Linked DNA regions of Mus musculus: region 2 is linked to region 1. Evidence: chromatin contacts called from ENCODE POLR2A ChIA-PET data. All regions are on one chromosome and are shown on one strand. Each heading gives the region's core, a stretch centred on a gene start or an enhancer-like site at or near the end of the contact. The rest is flanking DNA. Distances are from core to core; before and after follow the strand shown. Region 1 holds the start of Klhl30 (kelch-like 30). Region 2 holds the start of Hes6 (hairy and enhancer of split 6).

The links. ChIA-PET counts read pairs that join two places held with the same protein, here RNA polymerase II (POLR2A).
Region 2: POLR2A ChIA-PET joins it to region 1 with 11 read pairs in Patski. The contact joins the promoter of Hes6 here to the promoter of Klhl30 in region 1. POLR2A ChIA-PET finds 5 or more read pairs at or near these places in 3 of 5 experiments (Patski and embryonic stem cell).

What each region holds. Positions count from the first base shown.
Region 1 is chr1:91,349,215-91,352,819 of GRCm38, forward strand. Klhl30 (kelch-like 30) reads left to right here and starts at 1,859. Exons shown (of 8, transcript NM_027551.2): 1 at 1,859-1,921.
Region 2 is chr1:91,411,269-91,414,873 of GRCm38, forward strand. Hes6 (hairy and enhancer of split 6) reads right to left here and starts at 1,954. Exons shown (of 4, transcript NM_019479.3): 1 at 1,789-1,954; 2 at 1,625-1,711; 3 at 1,453-1,534; 4 at 215-1,214. The coding sequence starts at 1,869. The coding sequence ends at 790.

The DNA of each region.
Region 1 (3,605 bases), core at 609-3,108:
CTATCCCTGGGCTGGTAGTCCTTGGTTCTATAAGAAAGCAAGCTGAGCAAGCCAGGGGAAACAAGCCAGTAACATCCCTCTGTGGCCCCTGCATCAGCTCCTGCTTCCTGACCTGCTTGAATTCCAGTTCTGACTTCCTTTGGTGATGAACAGCAACATGAAAGTGTATGCTGAATAAACACTTTCCTCCCCAACTTGCTTCTTGTTACCATGTTTTATGCAGGAATAGAAACTCTGACTAAGACAATTTGGTACCAGCATAGTGGGGTATTCCTATGACAACCTGACCATGTTTCGGGAGGACTGTGGAAGGACTTTGGAATTTTGGGCTAGAAGATCCATTCGGTGTTAAGAGCTCTGTGGGGTGTTCTGAAGGCGCTTGGAAGATAATGTTGAGAACAGTGCAGAAGATGGAGGCCTTGCTTGTGAAATTTCAGAGGGAAGATTAAAGACTCTTATCAGGGCCATTGCTGTTTTGATTGGGAAGATTCTGTAGTTCTGGTTAGCTGGGACTGAAGAATCAGCTGTGATTAACAAGATACCAGAACTAGTAAAGTGAAACCTTTGTATTACTGGGACAATTGATGCTGGTTACCTGGAGCTAAGAAATTAGCGGTGATTAAGAAGAGATTAAGAGCATCATTGAGGTGACATCTTCTGGGAAGTGTTTTCTGAGAGTACAGAGGCTGTGTTCCAGAGATAGCCAAGGTTGTACCTTGGGCTGTGGCTGGACTTGGTAATGTGTAAGAGTCATCCAGTTGGTACTGGTTTTGGAGGCATGAAGGGGTCATGAAGAGCAGCTGAGCTCGGCACTGTGAGAGGCCACGGAAGGTCATTGGTGAAGGTAGAAACCCTTTCCTCCCCAACTTGCTTCCTGGTCATGTTTTGTGCAGGAATAGAAACTGACTAAGATCCCCCTTACCTGGGAAGCTTGGCTCTCGCCCTCCTCAGTTCCCTGGCACAACCTGACGTTGGGTGGCATCAGTAACCTAGACTCTGTCTGTGAAGTGTGTCCCCATGAACCACACACTGCATGGAAGATTACAAACTTCAGCTGCTTTATTTTTAGATGACCCTATTTCTCCGCTGCCTGGAGCACCCAGGAAGGAGGGAAACACCAGGGCAGCCCAAGGCCAAGGCTTTGTTTGTTATGTAGAGAGAACCCCAGGCTCTCCCACCTGCACACCCAGGTGTCAGGGAGCCTGTCCATGCCCTGAGCACAGCCTTTACCCCTGAAGTCTCACCCACTTTCACCATGGACCCCAAGCTTTGAGACTAGGCTGACCAACCTGTGCTTACTCAAGATAAGTAAGCAACAAGTGCAAGCTGTTAAGTGCAAGCCCAGAGCAAGTGCAGAGCTAGCTCTAGATATGTCCCACAACAGTTAGGGAACCTCCCTGCTCCAAGAGCCCAAGAGACATCACCCTCTCAGGCGCCATGTTGTCCCATTCCACAGAGGGACCATGGCTATCTGGGTCCCTGTCAGTTCAGCATGAAGCAGTACAAGAAGGTCCTGAGCAACCTTCTATGGCCCGACAGACCCCAGTACAGACTCCTGCTGTCTCCACCCTGCATGTGTCTGTCTTACATTCTCGGCTCCCCCACCTCAGCCTAACTGCCCGGGATGAATCAAAGCACCAACTTGTCCAAGTTCCCTACTGCCCCTACTGTAACCCAGAGACCTCCTGTGTGATAGAGACAGTGTAGCTTTTCAAAGGAGACAGTCTTCGAAGAGCTGTGACCTCACTCCTCCCCCCCTTTCACCCATACAGAAGCTAAAAATACCCCTAAGTTCCCACGTGGTCTGCCCAGCCCAGCCTAGCCCAGCCCAGCAGGTCTCCTTTGTGGCCCACACTTCAGCCTAAGTCCTGCCCTTTGGTCTATGGTCTCAGCAAGGAGCCCTAAGGGAGTCTACTAACAGGTAAGACCAGGGGTTCTATAAGGAGGTGAGTTCTGGCTAAGCTTAGCAGAGCCGTCTACAGGCAAGGGGCTCCTGGGAGCTGGGTGGGCTCAGAGAGAGAAGTCGGACTTCAGGAATGCAGTCAGAGCTGCATTAGCAGGGCTGAATTAAAGCTATTGGCATGAGCATGCCCTGGTAAGACTCTGAACTCCCACTTTACCCTCCAGCCTCCGTGGGGCTACAGGGCAGCAGGTGTCTGAAGGTGTCTCTGAGGTCCCTTGGAGACGTGCAGCATGCACAGGCCTGGTTGAACCATTGTAGCTATGAGCCAAAGAGTCCAGCAGTGACCGGAATGCAAGGCCTGTGGGTGTTGCCTTGGGCACAGCCCTTCCTGCACATGCCTCAGCTAAAATACTATAACCCCAACCAGAGGCCTCCCTAAGAGGTTAGACAGAATGGATTCCTGGTGGCTTTGAGGGTCCTGAGCTTCCCTTTGTAGGCCTAAGCCAAGGCTGCTCCTTGAACATCCTCCTGAGTAGATGCTTAGGTAGGTCCCTGTGCTGTAGGAAGGAGAGGGCATGGGGATGGGGGTGTGGGTCTCAAGTGCCCAACCAGCCCCAAGCCGCAGGCCCTGTGGTTTGCCAGTTCACTGGATAGTGCTCATCCTTTGATGTCCCTGTGTTCTAGGAATCCACCAGTCTTGCTAATCCTCTATCACTGGTGACTGTGTGAGGGACCCCTGGGAGGGCAATACACTACCACTGTGCGGCTTTCAGCTGTGAGGGACTCTGTGTATACCCTCCCATCTCTCCTTAGCGTTGTCCCTCCCCCTCCCCCTTCATGCTTTTTCTTCCCTTAATTCCCTTTTTTTTCCCCCACCCCCACCCCCTTCCCTTTCACCCTCTTACTCCGGTCCCGCCCCCCCCCTCTCCAGCCCATAGGTTCTTTATTTGTTTCTCATTATGGATGATTGTGAGCCACCATGTAGTTGCTGGGATTTGAACTCATGACCTCTGGAAGAGCAGTCAGTGCTCTTAACCGCTGAGCCTTCTTTCTAAAAAAGAAAAAAAAATTTTTTTTTTTCTTTTATAAGGTCTCACTCTGTAACCCAAGCAGACCTTGAACTTACTGGTAAGCCTCCTGCCTCAGCTTTGGGATTGTAGGTGTGCCCCACTGTGACCAGTGACTGTTATCTTTGGCAGTTTTCTTAGGGCAAAATACCAGACATTCTTAAGGTTAGGTCTAGAAGTGGAATCTGCTGACAGGCTGTGCACTCAACAGGATGGGAAGCTGCTGTGGTTATATTTTGAGTTCTATGGTTGCAAGCCAGGCTCTGAATTCAGTTGCCACCCCCAACCCCCTCCCCGCCCCTCAACATCTGCTTCTTAGCTCTGTGGGCTTGGGTTGATGACTCAAACTCTGTGGATCAGGTTCTCTGTAAAATACCAGCACTCAGTTGGCAGAGTGGTGGCAAGGCCAAGTGTGAACACAGGAAGAGGTCTGGGAACCTGTGCATAGGCGCTGCCCCAAGGGTGACTGAACCAGAGTCAACCCAATCACCCAGCAAGTTCATGCAGACAGGCAGTAAAAACCAACGGGGTAGAGTAAAACCAGTGGCTAGCCCAGCAACATGGCCCCTGGGAGGGAGATGCCTCTTGGGCTCTTAGAGCAGGGAGGTTCCCTAACTGTTGCAGGAAATATCTAG
Region 2 (3,605 bases), core at 704-3,203, 62 kb after region 1:
CGGCTTAGTTACCCTGGAGACAAACCTGATGCTAGTGGAATCCTCAAGGACACATACTCCTAGGAAAGTGGGGGAACACAGAGGACCTGGCCAGCAGTGGGGACATCTCTATCAGCACCACACGAATACACTTTGCTAACAAAGGGTGGGCCCTTTAAAAAGGTATACACTAGTGTTGGATGCAGTTGAACATTCACACATTGGACACATCAATGACAGTACACCAGGAGCAACTAACTCCAAAGTTCTTTATTTAATTCGGTTGGAGCATCGATGGGATGGCAACCAAACTCACACGCGCGCAACTGTGTTACAAACGAGGAGCAGCTTCAGTGACCGCAGAATATGCCCGCCTCCCCTGGTCTCATAGCCAAAGTAGCAAATCTGAACTTCCTTTCAGGTCAGGATTGCTGTGGCCTGTGTGTCCCTGCCCAGGACCCTAATGCTCAGTCTCAAGATTGGCCACTTCTGCCCTAGATCCTCAGAATGCCCAAAAGGCAGGGAGAGGTGAACACGAGGGAGCCCTGGCAGCTCTCCAAAAGTCTCCTGTCTTTCTTTAGTGCACCCCCTGGCCCCCCAGCCACCATCCAGAGCTCTAGGGTCCACGAAAAAATAGTGCTAGGGACCTGCAGGGCCTGGCCATTAGGGTTGTCATTCAAGTCATCTGTTGGAGAGTGGGGAGGGCATACCTGGGGGGCATCCTGAGCTGTCTCCACCTTATCTGATACCCAGGGAGGAAGCAAACTTAAGGATGGCAGCCACCATTCACAGGTCCCTGGTAAGTGTTGGTCACCAAGGCCTCCACACACTCTGAGCCCGGCGAGCTGCAGTCAGGCTGCCTAAGGATGTAGACACCAAATCCGGCCCCTCAGCAGGCACCCGGTTTAGTTCAGCCTCTGGGATCTCCTCTAGGTCAGAACACAGGTCGTCCCCGGGACCTGGGGGACTGGACAATGGGGATTCTGGGGACCCTCCTGGAGGCCAGCTGCTCCTCCCAGAGCCTCCAGGCAGCCCAGCTAGGGAGTCCCCCAGCAGATCCTGAAAGCTGCTACCCTCACGCAGCGGCATGGATTCTAGCAGGTGGTTCAGGAGTTCAGCTGAGACAGTGGCATCGATGGCTTGGCACGTGGACACGAACGTGTGCACCTCATGCATGCACTGGATGTAGCCAGCAGCGAAGCGCTCGCTTGCTTCAGCCTGCAGCTGCTCCCGCTCTGTGCAGGAGGGTGGGAAGAAGAGAGCAGCGTCCCGCACCGTGAGCAGTGACTATCGTGGCTCGGACGATCCGCTCCGCGGGTTCGGGGCTCACCCAGGAGACACAGTAGCGTGTCCCGTTCTGGGGGAAGCCCTTGCCATGGATAGGACCGGGGCTCCGGGAGCCGACGTGTCCCGCTGTTGGGTGGCAGGCGTGCCCGGTCAGCGCCCCCGCCCTCGATCCCCGCCGCCACTCACCGCGCGCCCGGCCTCGCAGCGCGCCCTGCACGCGCCTCACGGTCAGCTCCAGAACCTCGGCGTTCTCTAGCTTGGCCTGCACCTGCGCAGAGGGGAAGGGAGTTGAGTCCGGCCGTGCGCTTCGGGGTGCACCCTGAAGGTCCCCCTCCCCCCTGCACCTTTCCCGTCGCACCTCGGTACCGGCCAGCAGCAGCCGCAGCTCCTGAAGACTCTCGTTGATCCGTGCGCGTCGCTTCTTCTCCACCAGGGGCTTCCGGGCCTGTGGGAAGCGGCTACTGAGCCCCCTGGCCCGCGCAACCTCCCCCAAGCCCATCCACCCGTAGCCCCTGTCCGCACCTTGCGGTCCCCCCGTGCTTCCCAGCGGTCCTCATCCTCCTGGCCTGCACGGTCCCGGCTGGGCGCCTGGGACGGAGCCATGGTCTACGGAGCCCGGCGCCCTAGTGCAAACTACTCAGCGAGGTGGGTCGCAGCCCGGAGGCCCCACTAGCTCTCCGGAGTCTTCCGGCCCGCGGGACCCCGCCCATTTTATAGCAACTTATTTACATGTCAATGCACCGATTGGCTGTGCGTGGTCGGAGAGGCCAGCCGTGAGGCAGCCTGTAGCCAATGAGAGCGGCGCGCTTTGTCAGGCCCCGCGGGTCTCTGGCAGCTGGCGGGGCGGAGCCCACAGCCAGACCTCCTGCCACTTAGGCCGGGCAGGACTCCTGGGCAGTGACCTCCGGCTTCTCTCTTGCTGGTGTGCTTGTACTTCCTTTCGCTGAGTTATGAGGCCAGACCTGCCTGCCTGTAAGCTCGGACTTAGCTATACATCCTTCGGTCCGTATATCTATCCATGCCGCCCTTCCACCCACCTCTTCACCCATCCATTCCTACAGGGCATTTGCTTCCCTTGGTTCACCAAAAGTGCTCTCGAGAATAGCGCTCCAGTCCCAGAGCTGACTTCAGACAGGGCAGTGCCAAAGTCAAGTCCGTGACCTCGGGACCTGGAAGGGGCTTCGGGTCACCGGTGGCGAGAGTGCAAAGTCCGGGGAAAGTACGAGCCAATTTAGCAGCAGGAACAGGACCCTTGTGTGTCCTTTTGGACCCATTAAGACACCTATAACCTTCTTACTCCAAGGTCCGCGGTCGTTCTTACTAAATCTCTATTTCTCTGTGCTCTAAGTCACTTACCCAACCACTACCTTGTCTATTTTAACCCCACCCCAACTGCCCCCAGTCAAGCTTCTCCTTCCTTGTTCATCACCCCGTACCCGCCTAAGCGCCTCTCATTTCCCTCTAGTTCCTCCGCATCCTCTTTGCGGTGGTCTCACACATCCCTGTTCCCCAACCCCTCTCCACGCTCACCTCCCTTCCCCGCGAGTCCCCTTAGAGTCCCCCATCCCCACTACCCCCAGTCCCTCTCAGCTCCTCCCCCTTCTATTCTTGGTTCCTGCAGGCCGAGGCTGCTGTCTGGCCCCAGTAACTTGATGCCCGTGACAGTTGGCAGCTGCAGCCGCTTCCGCAGAGAAAAGCGGCAGGCCGGCCAGGAGCGACAGGTGTTGGCCGCGCCTTTGTCTAGCTGGCTTTGTCCTGCAGGCTGCAACAGGCACGCCTGTGTCGGCCAGACGCCCAAGCCCCGCGTCGTCGGCGGTCCATCTGCCGGCCCTGCCTCGCCGCGGGAGGGGTGTGTGTGTGTGTGTGTGTGTGTGTGTGTGTGTGTGTGCGCGCGCGCGCGCCCCCTCGGAACCCCTGGCTCTGCTCCAGCGTTCTTGGATTTCGGCTGCTGCTTTAGAGCCAGGACAAGGAGCCAGCTCCTAATCAGCCTTTACATACTCCATCCTTAGGCCTGGACACCACTAAGCACTTCAGTGGCTGCCTGCCTGGGCACCGTTGAGGTCTTGGTAACTGGTGCTTCAGTCAGCCTGGCTGGAAGACCTTTGAGGAAGGGAAAGTACAAGCAGGCATCAATTTATTTTATTTTAGTGACTCCATTAGCCAAGTGGCTTAGACTCCATTGGTCCCAGCAGCGTGACTACTCACCCCATCTCAGGCTCAGGAAACCCTTCTCCTGTTCACCTCCCTCAGTTAAACTACTAGTTCCTGCCATTTGTCCCCTGAACCATACCCTACCTTCAAAGTTTGCCTGCATGCAGATTTCCTTAGTAGTAGGGCCT